2 separate regions of the Mus musculus genome follow, and region 2 is linked to region 1. A link is a contact called in ENCODE Hi-C or POLR2A ChIA-PET data. All regions are on one chromosome and are shown on one strand. Each heading gives the region's core, a stretch centred on a gene start or an enhancer-like site at or near the end of the contact. The rest is flanking DNA. Distances are from core to core; before and after follow the strand shown.

Evidence for each region. Hi-C counts contacts between places; a loop is a spot of excess contacts on that map. ChIA-PET counts read pairs that join two places held with the same protein, here RNA polymerase II (POLR2A).
Region 2: a map of heart shows a loop between it and region 1 (6-fold over the local background). The contact joins the promoter of Glo1 here to the promoter of Btbd9 in region 1. A Hi-C loop is called at or near these places in 7 of 37 maps with a recorded cell type or tissue (adrenal gland, gastrocnemius and heart). POLR2A ChIA-PET finds 5 or more read pairs at or near these places in 4 of 5 experiments (Patski and embryonic stem cell).

The regions. Positions count from the first base shown.
Region 1 is chr17:30,574,285-30,579,228 of GRCm38, forward strand. It overlaps Btbd9 (BTB (POZ) domain containing 9), which reads right to left and starts at 2,003. Exons shown (of 11, transcript NM_027060.1): 1 at 1,862-2,003.
Region 2 is chr17:30,610,697-30,615,640 of GRCm38, forward strand. It overlaps Glo1 (glyoxalase 1), which reads right to left and starts at 1,963. Exons shown (of 6, transcript NM_025374.3): 1 at 1,772-1,963. The coding sequence starts at 1,855.

The DNA of each region.
Region 1 (4,944 bases), core at 753-3,252:
CCCCAGTGATTCTAGTTTTTGTCAAGTTGACAAAAAACTAACCAGGACGGAGTCTACACTAAAATTAATGGGATGTCTGTAACACTTTTACAGCCACCCTGTAAAGCCTCTCTCCCCACTATTTCTGTACAAGGAACCTTTCTCTGCTCCAGTCACACAAGCCTCCTCAAAATATCCTTCCGCCATCCAATGACCAAATTAGCACTAACTTTTCACCACAGGATTTATCTCTTTCCTAATTCCAATTTTACTCTCTGTTTAAAGGCCAGCCCTGTATCTGACCTCCTCCTGTGTAAACTTCTCCTATACTATAGCCCCACCTAATCCTACTACCTCACTTCCTTCTGGGATTCTTTGACATATACATGATTTCTTTTTCTGACTAGACAGCTCATTCTTAAAAGAAAACAGGCTGGTCAGGGACCTCACTTGTGACCCCATAACCCTCTCACTAAGAGGCACAACTCGGGAAAGAGGGAGGCAGTTGCATTAACTATGTGAAGGATAAAACTAAATGTTCCCCTTGTACTGTCCACGGGGTATGAGGCCGCATCAACCGCATAGCTATCTACCCGGGAGCGGGCAGTTTTCTAGGAGGCACAAGCAAAAGGGGAAATAAGTAACTCACTCACAAAAGCTCGTAATAGAACAGTGGCTCCTGAGTGGTTTTTCAAAGCAAGCTTTACTGATTCCAAGACGTGAGAACTTCAGAGACCATACCTTACAGAGACTCCGTTATAAAACTGAATCTCCTGATTTTAGACTCTGGGTGGAAACTCTAAAGTTATGTCCCTCAGTTTTTAGGCATGATCAAATGTCAGTGCTCCCTATCTTGTCACTCTCACTTGGCACTGCCTTTAACTCATAACGGGAAAGATTATTTCTTCCATTTGTCTCCATTATTCCTCCTTAAAAAACCACCACATACAACGGACCCAACAGAATCCTGTATACTGGCTGATGGCCAGTTGCATCATTTAACTCCAGTCTCACCATGCCAGCCCACGCGTGAAACACAATCTACATTTCCACCAGATAAATAACAGCCCGCACTGCTTCTGGGAAGAACACACACAAAAGGCAGGGCTGCTCTACCTGCAAGACCCTTGAAATGGCCAAAGCACAGCACGGTTCTGGGAAATAGATACAAGGGCAGATTTGAGTCTATGAGGAAGTAACAATACTGGATGGATATGGTCCCTTGGCTTCAAAAATGTGGATCAACACAGGATATAATAATAATAATAATAATAATGTTCAGAGAAGCACGTGGGCATGCACGTGAGGCTGGAAGGTCCAGGCAACAGGTTAGTCAACCAGCATCTTCACTGACAAGTCGCCTTCCCCGGGTCGTGGGTGTGCCCGACGCTCACGCAGGCACAGATTCTAACGATCTCTCTAACAACCCGCTCCTACTCCCAGACCCGCCAGGGTAGAGCTGACGGATCTCTTCGCGGTTTACCCCAAAACTTTGCGAACCCCGAGGGTCCCCATTTCCGCGTTTGTCAGGTTTGCACAGTCGGCGTCTCAGTGTGGACGCGCGGCTGCTGAGGAACGCGGGCTTCTCCCGCTTCAAATTCCTAAAAGGAAACCGGCAGCGTCGCACTGGAGTCCAGTCACTTGTCCCTCGGCACCCCTCTCTCCAGCGCCCCCCTCTCACCCCCCCCCACCCCCACCCCAGAGCGCCAGGCCCGGGAACTGACCCTCCTCAGCCCCCGTCCCCGCCCCCGGAACCAGCGGCCGAGGGGCGTGGAGCGGCGCGCGCGGGTCCGGCGGGGAGGGGGAGCGCGTCCCCGCGCCCCGGGCCCGCGCAGCAGGTGCGGCCAGGCCCCAACTCTCACGAGCGGTCCGGGCGACTCACCCCGACGATGTCCCTCAGCGACCTAGAAGCCGCCACACACGTCTCTTCCGCCAGCAGCGACCCCGCCTCGTGGCCACCGCCCCCTCGACCGCCGCCGTCGCCGCCTTCCTCGCCGCCGCCGTCGCGGCGCGCGCCCGCTTTCACGCACACCGCCGTGGCCGCGCACGCGCTCTGCGCGCTGGCGTCACTTAGCAACGGCTCAACCGTGGGCCAGTAGAACCCAGGACGCCAGGGCCCCAGGTCGCCTCAGGCGGGGGTCTTGCGGCGTGTTTCCCCAGGTCGGAGCCACTGCCCCTCCAGTACTGGGCCCTGAGGGTGTGGCCGCCCTGCCGACACCTGGCTCAGGGTGAGGCACGTCATCACACGTCACTGAATAGCGTCATCGGTCGCGTCACTGCGTAAGGGGACGAGCCGGAGCGCCGGTTGGAGAAAGCCTCGTCTTTCTGCACTTAGTCGCTTGCCTGATGGACAGTCAGCTACGTGCGAGAAGTTGGACGAGGAGAATGGGCCAAGAGAGGCATTACCAGCATGAAGGTGCTACGAGGCCAGGCCTGAAATACCACGACTCAGTTTCCTCCTTCTGTCAGTGGGAAGACGGATACCCGACTTGCCTGCGCTAGAAAGGTGTCAACTTAGGACGAAATAATGCATGCGAGGCTGCGGGCGAACTGATCTCATTCGAACTCCTTATTTCAAGACCCTGACAGAAAGCCCGGACATAAGTCCTCGACACTCCAGGACTACCAAGTGTAACGTATAAAGCCCATTAGACTCCATCTTTCACATAAGAAGCAGGCACTGTGAACTTTGAAGCCGTAGAAATTGGGTTGTAGGTCTTTCCTGGCCGAAACTGGAGAGTCGTCACTCTTGAAAGTTACTTACCTGGGTGTGTGGGTTTGAAGATGGAAGACTTAATTCCAAGCAAAGACGACTTAAATGGGCAGTGAAAATGAACAGACACAGCAAGGGTTAGGGCTGGGCCAGTGAAGGATCAGAGCCACAACCTAGACTCTGGCGGTGGGGATGGAAACGCGGAGGCCAGCTCTGAGCGGGGGAATGAATAGGTAGGCCAGGTTTCTAGCGTGGTTGCTGAGACAGGTGGGAGTAACATTTAGCAAGACGGAAAGAAAGCTGCCTTTGTGTGTCAGTTACTAAATGGTAGTGACATTCCTTACGGATGACATGGTAGAACGATGGAATGTGGATACGTTGGTTGGGGAAACATTCTCCGCTCTCATCTTCCATGTGGAACGATATCCATCAATTTAATACATCTACTTTCCGATACACGTGTCCCCAATTTATTTGTCCTTGGAGAATTGACTTCGGGATTGGTACATTTAAAAAAACAAAGGGAGCCGGGCGGTGGTGGCGCATGCCTTTAATCCCAGCACTCTGGAGGCAGAGGCAGGTGGATTTCTGAGTTTGAGGCCAGCCTGGTCTACAGAGTGAGTTCCAGGACAGCCAGAGCTATACAGAGAAACCCTGTCTCAGAAAAACCAAAAAAATAAAAAGGGGGGGGGGGCAAACTGAAGTGGGAGATCTTTGAAGAAACAGAGCAAACCCTAGAGTTTAACATTAGGAAACTGCCCACAGGTGATACCCAATTCCAGCTTTGTTGTGTTTTATAGAATAATGTTTCCCACCAAGACCCATGCCCCCATCACCATAATCTGCTGATCTGTTCTGGAAAGTGACAGAAGGAAGTTGCAGACCTGGTTCAGTAAAAGTTATGAAGAGATTGCTCTGATGCTGCCCCGCTGGGCTAGGGACAAGAGCAACAGAGTCAGAAAAAAAGCTTATGAGAGAAGCAGGGGAGACTGCTTTGAAGCTACTGCCAGTCAGCCTTAAAAACGGAACAAAGGACTACAGGCAGCCTATAGAAGCTAGAAAGGGCAAGCGACTGGGTTCTTGAATCTAGGGCTTGATCTCTAGAAGTGTAACAAGAATTGGTATAAGCCACACAGTTTCTACTAACTTGTCACAACAGCTGTAAGAAACTAGTACAGCTGAGAATAAAGACAACAGCTTCCCCGTGTATTCCTGGCTTCCCGGTTTATCTAGGAAAAGAGAGGACCATTGATCAAGCTGCCTCACAGACTGAGCACTGTGACTACGGTCTGATGGAGGGGTCCTCCAGGTTTAGAGGAAAATATCAAATTACCCAGGTCCGTGACTGATGAGAGAAGCTGAGGTTTGAAGGACATTAAGCCTAGGCATGGATGAGATCAATCAAAGAAGAAAAAACCAAAAACCTAACCTCCACTTCTAGGTTAGATTCAGCTGCTGATAACAGCAACCATTAACAAATCCAACTAATTTCACCAAACACTTGAGAACTAATATAAAATGTGCCGAGCTCTGTCCAGACAATTATGACTATCACTCAGTATAAGGGTAAAACAGCTAATAGACCAAGGTTTAGAGCCAGGACAGGCAGTACCTTCCTAGGAACTTAGAAGTACTGAATTGATGTAAATGCTCTTTCTCCATACTGTTAATATACTATCCATGCATTACATCATTTACTCAGTAATGCTGATTACCACATGCCAGGTACACGGTTCCTATACCTGTGCTGCCTGTGTTTCAATATGGTGTAGGCATTACTAGCTCATATAGGTCTTGTAATGGCCTTTCAGGTACATATTACATTATAAGTACTAATTATAATGCATATAAATAAAAAAGCTACATCACAGAAAGCTTACATAATTACTCAAGATCACAAAATTAGTAAGAGAGCCAAGTTCCCAATACTACAATCCTGGAACTGTACCCATTCATACCATGTACTCCCGGATCACTGGGAGGGGTGCTAGAAAACATGGCTTACAGAACACAGCAATGTTTGTGTTACAGGGCTTCTGTGTATGATCCCACTCCACTCTTTACATGAACACCAGAGAATTCTTTCCGAATTGGAAGTTACAAGTCTGTTAACCACCCATGATAACCACTGTGTCTGTGATGTGAGTTATATAACTGAATTGTATAACCATGCTTCCTTCCCTCTTCATGTCCCCACCCTAAAGCCCTGAAGAAATGTTTTCACTTGGCGTTTGGAACTGAGTGGATTGGTG
Region 2 (4,944 bases), core at 713-3,212, 36 kb after region 1:
CATTCATTCAGTTTTTGTTTGTTTGTTTGTTTGTTTGTTTGTTTTATTGGGTTTGTTGGTTGTTGTTGCTGCTGCTAAGCACTGAATTCAAAGTCAAGCATGCTCCCTACCACACCACATTCCCAGGCCCTAGAGTCTTACAGTTTGAACAGCCTGCTACCTAAAATCCCCAGTTACCTAGGGAGTCAACTGACACAGAACAATACCCAGAATCCGGGTGTGCTTTGTAGAAAATAGCACATAGCCCAGCAAGAGTTTTAATCTTTTAATCTCAGCACTTGGGAAACAGGCAGATGGATCTCTGTAAGTTTGAGGCCAGCCTGGTCTATACAGCAAGTTCCAGTACAGGCAAAGCTACATAGTGAGACCCTGTCTAAACAAGAAAATGTGTGTGTGTGTGTGTGTGTGTGTGTGTGTGTGTGTGTGAGAGAGAGAGAGAGAGAGAGAGAGAGAGAGAGTGGGGGGGAGGGAAGGATGGATGAACAAATTTTCAGTAATGTAGGAAACCAATTCACATGGAATGAACCAATTTATAGTGTATAAAATATCTAGGAGATCAACGATATGGTTCAGCTGCCAAGGCAAAGACCTGAATTTCCCAATACCCACAAATATGGAGAGAAAGTTGTTCACTGACGTACACACGCATGCACACACACACACACAATGTTAAAAAATTAAATGCATACTAAGGTTATGTATGGGTAAATAGAAGGAATGGGGAGAAGTGTGTGTGAGTGTGCCTGTATTCGGCCTTTCCTTCCTGCCTTAATTTTGTAGTGACTAAGAGTGTCCCTAAGTACACACCTGGTGCTAGTCAAAAGCTTTGGCAATTACAGTATGTCTGACTCTTGTTTGCCCTTAAGGCAAAGAACAAGCAGGGACCAAAGTCTTCACCATCTATCTGCCCCTCCTAGAGGTCTGCATAAAGCCCACATTCAATCCAGGAATTCACAATGATGCAGCACCTAATTGAATATAGGTGTTTACTGGCACGGATGACTATACAGGAATAAATTCCTCCGTCAGCCACCACGTCTAACTTTTGGCCATGCAGAGGCAGGGACCACACCTGAATGAGTCTTGCCTACTTTACTGTAAGTACAGCCGTGTTTAAGGGAAAGTTTTTCAATGCCATCGGTTAAGCTCCTTACTGGTTGTAACTACAAAACGAAAGGGTCCGAAGAAAAGTGTCTAAGATTCCCTCCAAGTCGAGGTCCTATTTATTATCTGTAATCTCTCCAGAGACTCTTGGTGGACAGAAGTGTGGACTTGAGCAATGGCAAAGCCAAGCAAGCAAAGGCAGTTAAATTCGAGCAACCGCAGTAGTTTGGAGGAGTGAACCCTGGCGGCAAGGCGACTACGAAAAAGAGTACGGCTGAGAGGGACCAGTTACAGAGGGGCCCCTTGAGCTATACAAGTTCTGAAAGTGCCTGCCCGTCTAAAGGGACATGGCGCCTAAGCCAGGATAACTGCACCCACAGACACGGAATCTGACCCTGAATCGCCCTGGCTTCAAGACACCGTGCCCAAAATAAACAAGTTAACGCACTCTGGGGGGCGTTTACAAGTTTTGAAATAACTTTCTGAAGATGGGGATCCCTCTGCACTGTCCCCCCGCCCCTGCCCCCATCGCCCTCTTTCCAGCTCACTCCACTGCGCCGTCAGCCGGCCGACATGCAAGCAGCGGCCAGACCGGGTTAGGATTCCGTCAGGCAGGGCCAGAGCCCCAGGTCGCTCCAGCCGCCGAAAAGGAGGCCCTGTCACCCACCTTGGTGCTAGGGTCTGGATCGGAGCAGCAGCTGAAAGCGGTCTCATCAGTGAGGCCACTGGACGCCGGCTGTGGCTCTGCCATGGCTGCCCTGGAGAATCACCAACCTGCCCTAGTAGCAAACAGGCCAGCGGACCACACGCTCCACAAGGCCCGGGGGACGCCTTTGCAGTCGGCTGAGTGACAGGCCAAGGGGCGGGCGGACGCGGCTCCCAGCCAACCACGGTGCACATGGCTGTTGGCTGTCTGCTGATTGGATTCCAGTGAGTCTGGTTCAGCATGGCGAGACTACATTTTCCAGAATGCCATTGTGCACAATAGTGGCAACTCTTAAAAAAAAAAAAAAAAAAAAGTGTTAGGAACCTGATTTTGCTTATAATTACAAAACTTGAAAACTACCCATTCCTCGGGGCGGCAACCTCATAGAAAATTTCAGCCTGGTGGAAATTACGCTTTTTAGAATAATGAGAGCTTGAACTGGGTGTTAATCTTTTTAAAAATTGTATAAGAACCTGAAGCCAGGATAATTGAAAACCATTCGAATTTAGGATTTTGTTTTTGTTTTCAAGCAGCTAAGTTTAAGTATTTCTTCCACTATATTTTTGCCCGGGGAGCATGGGGTACTTACTGGTCTTCCCAGAGCCTCCTTGGAGAATGTGTGTAGAGAATGTATGTAGAAAATGTGTGTAGAACCGAATAACTGTGGTTTGACTATGCAGTATACACAAACCACCTGAGTTTGAATGGGATTCTAATGACTCACTTCTACACACAGAGTATGTGTGTAGACAAAACTGATGGGATGTCTTATCTAAAATTAGCTTTTAAAATGTGGTGAATGGTACAGGTATGGTGGCTCACATCTGTAATCCCAGTCATTGGGAGGTAGAAGTAGGAAATTTAAAGCCAGTGTGGGCTACATAGTGAGTTCAAGGCCAACAATGGGCTTCATGTGACTCAGTCTTAAAAATAATTAAAGAAGCTTTGGTTCTTGGTGAATCTTTCCTTAATCTCTCCCTCTCTCATCCCCTCCCCTCCTTCTTGTTTATCTATGACCACATGATTAACACTAGGGAGAGAAATGTGACAGGAACTGATAACTCTAATGTAACAGAACATAAAGAAGACAAACCTGGTCTTAGGAGAAAGAGGTATAGGTCATATACATGTAAGGCCAATATAATAGGTTCTGTGTGCAGAATATGTAAAAAAAAATTACAGATCAATGAAAAATACAAACCAATAAAAAGTGGCAAAGAGGAGAACAGGCAGATTGCAAAACAGAGAACACCGTGTGTGAAAATTGACTTCAGTTTTCTAGTACATAGGGAAGTCCCTTCCGAGGCCTTCAGGTTAAGTTTTTAAAGTAAAAACCATCATGGTTAGTGTGGAAGGCAGAACACTGGAATCAACAGGCACAGCTGGCAGAAATCTAAATTACTAGAAACCTGTGGGGAACCTATTTGACAGCAGTTGGTGGAGCTGAGGGGAGCCCATCCTAGGACTCACTGCTAAGTATTTACGCTAGACAAAGATTATTATACTTATAGTCCACGTGACAAACAAAAGAAACAGCTGAATAGGGGGGGTGGAGGGGACAGGGCAGAGAGTGGCAAAAGGTACTTGTTAAACAGTAGGAAACTAGGTAGGTGATTATTTTCATAGACTGGATTATGAGACATAAATGAAAAAAATCTGCCAGAAATTCATATTCTAAAGTGGATAGATTCCACAAATAGAAATAAAATGAGTTAGCTGAGGCTCTGGCTCCATTAATAAAGGGCCTGCTGAACAGACATAAAGTCCTGAGTTCAAATCCCCAGAATCTATAGAAAAAACTCGGTGGTGCATGCCTGTAGTCCCAGAGAGATAGGCAGAAGCCTGGAGCTTGGTTAAGCAGCCTAGCCACACCTATGAAATAACATGAAATAACAGGATAATGATGAGAGATTCCTCCCAAAACAACAAAAGGTGGAGTACTGAGGAGAGACACCAGACATCCACCTCTATGCTTTCTTTTTCTTTTTTTCTTTTTCTTTTTTTTTTTTTTTTTTTTTTTTTTGGTTTTTCGAGACAGAGTTTCTCTGTATAGCCCTGGCTGTCCTGGAACTCACTCTGTAGACCAGGCTGGCCTCGAACTCAGAAATCCACCTGCCTCTGCCTCCCGAGTGCTGGGATTAAAGGCATGTGCCACCATGCCTGGCACCTCTGTGCTTTCTATCTGCAGGCAAATGTTCAGATACCCACACTAACAAGTATCACACACACAACACATCGTATACATATAGAAGAAGCAATATTAGTTTAATTGGTAGAACAAGCACACACAGCACACCTTTTTTCCCAGAAGACTTAAAATATGCAAAACAATATAGGGTGTTGATTATATCTAGCCAAACGCAATCTAGTTGTGGAGTCTGGAAGCTCCTGGAAATAAACAAGTTCTTCAAGGACAGGATTTCCTCTAAGGAGCAGCATCGAAGAAAAAGGTAGCTGGGAGATCTGCAGGAAATTTAAGAGTCCACCATGCTTCAATTTAAGGCTCACATTAGGCAAACACATGGTCACTGTATTATTCTTTATTTCTTCATATATAGCACAAATATTTTATACTATTTTTTTTTTTTGGTTTTTTTTGGTTTTTTTGTTTTTTGTTTTTTGTTTTTCAAGACAGGGTTTCTCTGTGTAGTCCTGGCTGCACTCTACAGAGTGGCCTAGAACTCAGAAATCCACCTGCCTCTGCATCCCAAGTGCTGAGATTAAAGGTGTGCACCAGCACTGCCCGGCTTATTACCTTTTTTTAAAACTGAAAATGTTAATCTATATATACAAGCAGAAGAATATATAGGGATTGTGGGGGAAGAGCAATTTAGAATTGGTTTCCATTTAAGAAACTATGAATTCCAGTAAGTTCTACAGAATTCCCCAGCCCACTTCTTTTTGAGAGAAGGTGCTGTGTATACTGATCTGGAACTTGTTATGGGTAAGGAGGACCTTAGACATCTGATCCTCCTGCCTCCACCTCCCAAATGCTGGGATTTGTGCAAGCTCTCTACCAGCTGAGCCACATCCCAGCCCTACAGTTCTCATGTGGGGCATAAGGGGTGTACCACTTTCCTTAGGGTGACGTAATAAATCGTCACAAACCCGAAGATTAGGCCATGGAGTTAGAG